Linked DNA regions of Homo sapiens: region 1 is linked to region 2. A link is a contact called in ENCODE Hi-C data. All regions are on one chromosome and are shown on one strand. Each heading gives the region's core, a stretch centred on a gene start or an enhancer-like site at or near the end of the contact. The rest is flanking DNA. Distances are from core to core; before and after follow the strand shown. Region 1 has its middle 49 kb from the start of LINC01773. Region 2 overlaps LOC105378834 (a long non-coding RNA gene).

Region 1 (4,791 bases), core at 1,755-4,254, 510 kb after region 2:
CCTACTTAAACGTCTTCATGTGGTTGTAGTAACATACCTTGATCTCCTCAGAAAACATCATGGTCTGAGGGTTTGAGCTGCAGCAATTTTGAAAATTGTCTCAGGCTTGGGAAACAGCCTCTCTGGATTTATGGTTAGTGGCAAACTGGCATCCTGCCCTGTTGTGAATTTTAAAAGAATGTTCTCTTTCTAGGATTTTTCCAATTTTCCTCAAACATGATAACGTTGTTTGGGGGATTCCTGACTCATAACCAAACCGTATGTCCTCTAATACAGTTACAACCTAAGTTAAATGAATATTTATTGGCCTGACATATACCCACTTAAAGTTGGGAAAACTGAGGACTGATATAAAAATTTTTATTCAAGTCATTGGCCAGAGTTAAAAAGGGGAGCTCATGGTTGTATTTTACACATTTTATCATAGTTGTTCGGTCCTTCTTGAATGAGAAACACCCTTCAGGAAGATGCAATTTACTATTTATGTCTTTTTGCTGAACTATACCTTGATCACACTGACTACTGAGTGGCCGTGGCCCCTCTCAGTTGTCTCTGCATCTTTGGGCCCCATGAGAGCTTGCTGATTTCTGATTTCGCTGCTATCTGCATGCCTAGATGGGCTATTTACCCATTCTCTGGGGTTTGAGGCAGTAGGCGTTAGCTTTGAGGTGAAGAGTTGTGAGGATAAACTTCCTTTAGGGAAGGACATGAAAATCATATTTAGGGGCAGTTCACAGGCTCTTTTTTGGTAGTCATAGCTCCCCCTGCTGCCCAGTTAGGGGCAAGAGAGGCCAAAGGAACTGAAGTGAGACAAAGTATAACCGACTTGGGTGGAGTCAAGTCAGCTCCAGGAGCCAGCAACTGAAGACAACTCACCTTAGCTCTAGAGCCTAGGACCCTAAGCATGCCCAGGAGAAGAGATGGCAAATGTGAGAAAAGGCAATGAATGATTTAGGAAGGCAGTGTTAGGTTTTTGAGGGTGGGGGAGTACAAAAAAGGAGGATTGACATTTTTAAATGGTATTACCAAACTGTTGGCTAAAATCAAATATACAAACAGAAGAAAATTTTGAATTCACACACAAATGTAACTAACCAGCAGGCTCTCCACTCCTCCATCATATGTCTTATCCTAGAATATCTCAGCTCTGTCAGCTCTTACTGGGGGCAAGTTACGTAAACTCTGCCTCGTTTTCCTGGTCTGTAAATGGGATTTAGTATAATGATTTAAAGAAAAAAAATGTATATATTTCTCACAAAGCCATGTATTTGTATAGAAGAAGCCAACACATGTTGGCTGTTTTTTTTCTCCTTGTGCTATTTTTATTTAAGCTATTGGTCCTCAAACATGGTTGTACACTGGAATCACATGGAGAATCTTTTAAAAATACTCATTCCTGGGTCCCATTCCGAAGGATTCTGATTTAATTGATATATGGGGTGTGGCCTGGGTATGGAGAGTTTTCAAATCTCCCAAGGAATCATAATATGTAGCAAAGTTAAAGGGCCATTGCTCTAGGGCTCCTCATCATCCTTCTTCAGAGACCAGTGTTTCACAAGGGGTTGAGGTGTGCCAGGTGGAGTGAAGTGACCTTTTGCAGTGTCAGATTTGTGGAGGGACACAAGGAAACACTAACTCTTTACTGAAATGTGGTCTTGGGCCCAGCAGCATCTGAATCACTGGTGAGCAATTTAATTTTAGACTCTCAGATCCCACTCCAGACCTGCTGGATCATAGTCTTCATTTCAACAAGGTCCCTAAGTGATCTGCACACAGATTCAGGTTTGGGAAGTCCTGCTGTAGCTCACACGTTCTCTCTCTCTCTCTCTTTCTCTCTCTCTCCTTTCTTGCTTTGGCTTCTTTATTCACCATAGAGAATAGTGTTGAGTATTTCTGATGAGGAAATATCCTTGCAAAAAAGGCTCTGGGTCTTTATTTCTCTTCAGATTCCAATTTCCTTAATTTTTTTTTTTTTTTTTTTTTAGCTGCCAAACATAGTTTGAGTTTCTAATACCTGTCTCAACTTACAAGCACCCACTTCAAGTCTGCTGATAGATGTACACTGGGCCTCTTATGTAGCGTCTAAAAATATTCTTTCTAGGGCCGGTGCAAATGCCTTGATGGGGCCAGCTTTGGCCTATTGATGAGACAGGGTCGACGTTTGATAGAGGATCTTTGGTACATCACAGCGGTGAGACCAAATTTAGAGAATGATTATCATTTACTAAAAGTTCAGAAAGGGAATAAAATCTTCCATCAGAACCTACTTATTAAGGTTACCTTAACAATAAACCATAAAATGAATGGAATGTTGGCCTTGTGGACCGGTTCCTAAAAAAGACAATGCAAATATTTTAAACTAAAATGTAAGGAGATGGGACAGGGCTTTGGAAAAGTGGGAGTGGGGTAGAGTGATTTAGTAAAGAGAATAAATCTCAACAGGAATTTTGTTTCTATAACATTAGCATAATTCTGTGACATTAGTACTTCTTCCTCACTCCCTCACCCATCTCATTTCAAAAAGGGAAATATTTAAACATGAGTTTTAAAAGATTCATTTTGAGATGGAAATAATACAAGAATAACTATTGCTGTCTTCACTTTTTCTCTCTTATTTTCTTTCCGGAGACACGATGTCCCATTTATGATGCTTTTATGTCTATAAACGATTTGGGGAAAGCACTGAAACCAAATCTGTAAACGTGCAAGCCTTCTGCATTGGTGGGGAGGGGATAGGGTGAGGGGGAGACACAAATTGCAAAGAGCAGAATAATCAGATACAGAGGGACTTTGATCTTCTGGAGACCTAAGCTAATAGATGTTAAGTGCAGTTCAGTGGAAGTAATAACCCATGAAGAAAACAAAATCTGCAAAATGACAAAATGCTGCAGTCCACTGATCAAGGAAGACATTGGAAAATTACTATGAAAGCATCCTTAGCCCAGCAGATCCAAGGTGAAAAAAGGGCTGCGTCTGCCAACCAGCAGCCAGACATTCCAGGCAGACTTAGCCGTCTCCCATTTTGTGGCCAGATTAACACTCTGTGTAACCTGAATGCCTTCTCACTGAAAAGGCATGAACTGGCACCACTGCAGCCCTGGGCTTCATCTCTCCCAGTGACGCCATAGTGAATCACTGTGAGGCTAGCTACAGACTCGGTGGGGGCATTCCAGGGGCCGTTATTACCGTTAATCAATTAGGAAGAGTTAAGAATTTCTGAATATATGCCAAATGCAGTGCTGGTCATTTTTTTGACATCAGTAGGACATACTTGAGATAAATTTGACATCTGTCAATAAATTAGTATTTCACCAAGCAAACTACTTAGAAAAAAATTGGAAATTTACGGACATTGAAATGCACTTTAGAAATCCAGAAACTTTATAAAGGAGAACTCCTTAATACTAGTCTATTTAAGTTATATTTTATTATGAGTATTTATTTATTGAGCAATGACTACATCACATATGTTGTATACAAGATAGGGCAGAATTAATTTAACTGTATAGAACAAACTAAATTTGTATTATCCAAAGAAAATCTACAACTTGAAGTAATTACTTTTGTTGGAGACAGATTCTTTATTGTGAAAATAATTAAACAAACAAACAAACACCATCAGAGAATGTGAGTTAACAGTCAGGAAACTGGGAGAAATGGAGAATGCATTTTAAAAGTCCCACCTTCCCACATTTCATGTAATGGCTAATTAAACATATGGAATACATTATCTGAACCACAAATTAATGTGTTTGGATAGGGTAGGAGCAAACAAATGAAAATGAAGGAAAGCTATGCAATTGGAATCCAGGCATGATGTGGACAAGCTCTGCTGGGCACCAGCATTTGGTTCATGTTTGAAAAAATTACATTAGAACACTTAAAAGCAACATCTTGCTTAGAGGATTCTCCTTTTCAAGAGAAAAATTGAAGTTGGCAAAGCTCGGATAACAATATATACTAGTATTATTGATGGCCAAAAATAAGAGGAAAGGAAATTACACCACTGATTTATTCCAATACATTTAAACTTTCTGGACAGTTTCCACATGTTAAAAAGGACATTGGTGAGCATCTACAGGTATCTTATTAAGCATTGTGCTGCCTCTCAATATAGTTATTTACAGAAAGACTGGCCTTTAAAAATATATTTTGCCTATGGGGAAAATTGAGACTGGACCTACATGATGCCAATGGTACTTATAGAAAATTAAAACTCCTCAATTGTTGGAAAAGATATTTTATATCATACATGTATGTATTTTCGAAACAAGTTGCTTCCTTGTCTTAGAGTCTTGTGGGTACAGGCTTGGCTCCCACTGTAGACTAACCAGGTGATGAAAATGAGAACTCCCAACTCTGAGTTACCCGTCCATTACTCAGCCTGCTAGGCCACGCTGCCTCTCCCCAGCAACTCTCCCTATCTATTATATACATATATACAATTTAGACTGAGCATGCTGGGTGGCTTAACTAATGATTGCAGACCACTTTGGAAATAGAAAATACCCTGTGTGCACAGAACTAGTAATGATTAGATAACAGACTGTCCTAAATTTTACATTTAATTCAAACAAACCTTTTCTTGATGAAAGTTTTGCTATTAAACAAAAGACTTTTTTTATACTAGAGGTTTTCACGGTATTTTCATTTGAGTTGAATTTCTGTTCTTCAGACCCATATTTCTGCCAATTTCTATCTCTTGTGCTTTCTCTGGCACAACTGAAAGAACAAAGTTAATAACAGAGAAAGGACAAGCTTTAAAAAGTGCTGCATTTATCGTCGGTTGTA
Region 2 (4,320 bases), core at 1,451-3,950:
GCTTCTGATATACACATTGACGGAGATAAACTAATCCAGATGAAAAGACAAATGAATTTTTTTCTACATGCCTGGAAATAATGTCAGATGATTATAGATTTCAAACTTCATGAAAAATTGAAATTTCACCCTTTTGTAGGGGGAATGTTTTGTTAATCTAGCATACACAGCCTACGTTTTCTATTCTTATTATTTTTAATAAAATTTTTTTCTTTTCTTTTTTTTCACAGGCAAGGTCTTTGTTGCTCAGGATGGAACGTAGTGGTGCCATAGCTCACTGTAACCTTGAATTTCTGGGCTACTGGCATACACCACCATGCTTGGCTAATTGTTTCTTATTTTTTGTAGTGACAGGGTCTTACTATGTTGCCCAGGCTGGTCTCAAATTCCTGACCTCGAGTGATTCTCCCACCTTAGCCTCCCAAAGTGTTAGGATTACAGGCATGAGCCACTTTGCCCAGTCTCCTTTTTTTTTTTTTTTTTTTTTTTTTGAGATGGAGTCTTGTTCTGCAGCCTAGGCTGGAACACGGTGGTGTCATCTCGGCTCACTGCAGCCTCCCGGGTTCAAGCGATTCTCCTGCTTCAACCCCCAGGTAACTGGGTCTACAGGCACCTACCACCACCCAGCTAATTTTTTGTTTGTTTGTTTTTGTTTTTGAGTCGAAGTCTCACTGTGTCACCCAGGCTGGAGTGCAATGGTTCAGTCTTGGCTCTCTGCTTCCTCCACTTCCCGGGCTCAAGCAATTCTCTTGCCTCAGCCTCCTGAGTAGCTGGGACCACAGGCACCAGCCACCACACCTGGCTAACTTTTGTATTTTGAGTAGAGATGGGGTTTCACCATGTTGGCCAGGCTGGTCTTGAACTCCTGACCTTGTGATACAACCGCCTTGGCTTCCCAAAGTGCTGGGATTACAGGCTTAAGCCACCATGCCCGGCCCACCAGCCTACTTTTAATGGTAATTTTGAAAATGACAGTTGACCTGGTAGCCTTTGGGGATGTTTGTGTTCCTCCTCCCAGCAGATTGCCTTCCTTGGGCAACAGGCACTGCTCCTCTCTCATGTGTCAGAAAATCAGTGTGAAACTAGCTATCAAAGCGTACAACCGTCTATCACGTTGACCATCACATTATTCTTTGTGACTTGGGAGAACTCCCCTGTTTTCTCAAATCTCTATCTGCTGAGAATTAGGAACCATTTCTATACAATAAAGAACTATTGCTCACCAGAAAGTATATTCTACTTTCTTGTGGAAGAAAACTTATGACATTGAACTTGACAAAAAGGCATTTTCACAAGCTCAAATAAAACCAGTTTTCTCCATCTCCCCTCCCGCCTCTGTTGGCTCAAGTAATGAGCAACTGAAGGATACCACACTGCAAAGGAGATGTTGGGCTTCAGGCTGAAGCAAATCTGGGCTAACCAGAGTTAATCAAATTCTTTATAAATAAAATGAATTGTGCCACGCTAACTTAGATGTTTCAGAGAAACACTAACATATTTTTTTTAACTGATTTCTTGAATTTTTAAAAAAACTACTGCTCCTTTCCTTTGGGTAAGTGAGGAGGCAATAGGGTCTTGAGAATCACCAGGACAGCCAGACTCTGTTAGTTTACTTTCAGGTGAATACATTAGGTTCTGGGTAGATAGGCAGAGCTACTATACACTGCGCCTAAAACATCACAATGGAGAGGTGTATGTGTGTTTGTTGCGGGTGGAGGGGCCTGGTCCTGAGATTTATCAAGCCTGCCTTATGGGTACTGACTTGACTGGTTCATCTACTTTAGGGACGATGAGAATATACTCCCCTGCCCCAAATTATATTTTATCCAGGTGCCATGGTGTCTGACACTCCATCTGTAATGGTTCATTCCTTTGGCTTTCTTTCCTGCTTTTAAAATGAACATTCTCTTGGTTTGTGCAAAACACTAAACTACTTTACAAAGGCAGATACGCTAATGTAGGAAACTGCTTTGTTTTCCTTTGGTTGAAAAGGACTAGTGGAGCTGCAGGAAGCTTGGAAGTTCATCAGTGGGAATGGAGGGAGGCTGCCAAGAAGGTGAGGGGAAGGGGAAGGGCCACAGACACAGATTTTGTCTACTTGGGAATTTTGAATGGGATTGACCCTACCACTCAGTAATAGTTAAAAATGAAACAAAACAAAAAACAAGGGTTTTGAGTGTTGTTTGAATCCAAGTGTACTATTTCAATAGTGGAACTGAGCAAGACTTATAAAGCTGGCATAGGGAAGGGTGATTAGGATTGCAAACATAAGCATGAGGTGTAAATCATGACATTTATTTTGGCATGGAAGCCAGATCATTGTTTGAGGAACACCTTTTGAAACCCAAATGTAGAGGGCAGAAAATGGTGTTGGCTTTTTACACTATTTCTCTCTTTTTGAGGTAAGTCAGAGAGTTGAGTTATGAAGCATTAAAAGATCATTTTTTTCCCACATTCAATTTTCTTCTTTGCACTTAGGGAAAACCTTTTAGGCCAAAGACCATCTGAAGTGGCCCTGGTTCCTCCATGTTTAACTCACTGGCCCCTAATTTCTGCTGGACCTTCATTTCAGTCGACTGTGTTTCAGGAGGTAAGTGATTCTGGTGACCTCACTGTAGGGAGACAGGAGCCTCTGGCAAGTTACCAAACTGCTGGCCTATTCTACATGAGCCAGGCTCTTTGCTTTGGCAGAGGAAAGCAGTGCTGTTTTAGGTCAACAGTCAAATGTGTCCCGGAAGTTGTTAAGTGCGTGGGGCATTCTAACCACTGCTGCTGGTGGAGAGACCTGGCTGTCGCCTGCATCTCACTTTCAGAATGTGGCCCTGATTAAGCTCCGCAGGTAGAGTTCTGGTTTCTAAGAAGGGTACAAGGCCTGAGGACATGCTGGTATTTCTTCCTCATGCTGCTGCTGAGGACACAGAGAAGGGTGTTCTGGCCAAATTAGCCAGTTATTGGTTCCCCAAATAACTTTGGTTTTAGACACCTGACTTGACTCTGTGAGTGAGTGGGAGGCTGTTTTCTCTGACTGGTTTTGCATCTTGGCTTTCATGTCTCTACATGAACATTCAGCCCACAAATTTCTGTTATCTAATCAGGCGCATCAGTCCGTGATGGAGATGAGAGGGGAGGAACACCCCTTTGACTCAGATTTTGCACAAACAAAATTCAGTCTTGTTAGCAATGGCAGGAAGAGTAGCCACGGCTGCTCAGATCAGATCTTTCCCTGACAATCTGCAGGGCAGTGCAAGTGGGTGAAGAGTTTTTATGGCAAGATAAGCAATGCAAGGGCCCCAACTTGGTATACTAAATAAAATTAAAATGTCAATATTTACACATGACCTTCAAGGCTCTTCCACTCTTGCTTTCTTAGTATTCAGTACAGACTGCATTTTCTTTAGTCCGTTACCAACAGCTTGGAAATTCAGTTAGAGGACATAACCCAAATGTTCTCCAAATGTTGCTTCCAAATGGTCATCTTGAAAAGTGCTGTTTTAAGGCATGCAACCTTTCTGCACCGAGAGAGGGCTGTCGCTCTGCCTACCCAACTGTAGGGGAATTATCCAAAGATTAAAACCACTGATGATAAAGATAGTGCCACACAGCATATTTTAATTTGTTGATAATGAAAGCACAAGAGGCCTTTTTACAGGCTTCTTGAAGCCTTACTATTGTGTGTTGCACATTCAACCCCAGCTTGTGTGCTGACACAAACAAATAAACGTGATCATAACGGTTGAAATGTAGTTAGAAACACAATTGAGAACATCTGTATTGTAAGCAGAAATACATTAGAAATACTGAAGTGTTTTGTAGCTGTGAAAATGAAGGAATAAAAAAATAACCCACAGTACCTGGATTAAGCAGTTATAAATAATGTATAAAGCAAAAATCTCATTACCCCCTGTGTAAACTCCCCCCCAATGAAATATATTTTATGAATGTAGTAACACTGTAATAACCAAAGCATTTGTTTTTCCCCACAAACTTTCCATTTCATAACTGTGAGATTGTTTGGATTTACAGATTCGGGCCACAACACCCCTGAGTTTACCGGTTTTGGTTTCTTCCTTGTGACCTTCGGCTCCAGGATGCAGCACAGCTCCTCACTGCACTATTTATCAGAATGTTGCTCTGCATGCTTGAAAGTTTCCCCAAACAGAGGTACATAAAAACAAACAGAGGCGAAACACAAATCCCATCAGCCCTGGAGGAAAAGGCCCTGAAGCTCTTCCAGTGCAGAGGCCACGCAGAGGACAGGCTCCTACCTGTGCACATCAGCCACGCCTGGGGCGCCTCCTGGAGTCCAGGCTGCTGGCAATG

Evidence for each region. Hi-C counts contacts between places; a loop is a spot of excess contacts on that map. Pooled maps may share reads with other maps.
Region 1: a pooled map shows a loop between it and region 2 (5-fold over the local background). The contact joins two enhancer-like sites. A Hi-C loop is called at or near these places in 3 of 37 single-sample maps with no recorded cell type and 4 of 50 pooled maps.

What each region holds. Positions count from the first base shown.
Region 1 is chr1:87,953,172-87,957,962 of GRCh38, forward strand. No RefSeq gene overlaps it. Among named protein-coding and RNA genes, the nearest start is that of LINC01773, 49 kb to the left of the region's middle. Within about 2 kb of position 3,005, at least 2 of the 41 ENCODE cell types and tissues checked have a DNase peak (open chromatin) inside an H3K27ac peak, as active enhancers do.
Region 2 is chr1:87,446,756-87,451,075 of GRCh38, forward strand. LOC105378834 (a long non-coding RNA gene) reads left to right here. Exons shown (of 4, transcript XR_947565.3): 3 at 2,479-2,590; 4 at 4,024-4,320. Among named protein-coding and RNA genes, the nearest start is that of LINC01364, 77 kb to the left of the region's middle. RefSeq lists an enhancer at 2,838-3,217. Within about 2 kb of position 2,701, at least 12 of the 41 ENCODE cell types and tissues checked have a DNase peak (open chromatin) inside an H3K27ac peak, as active enhancers do.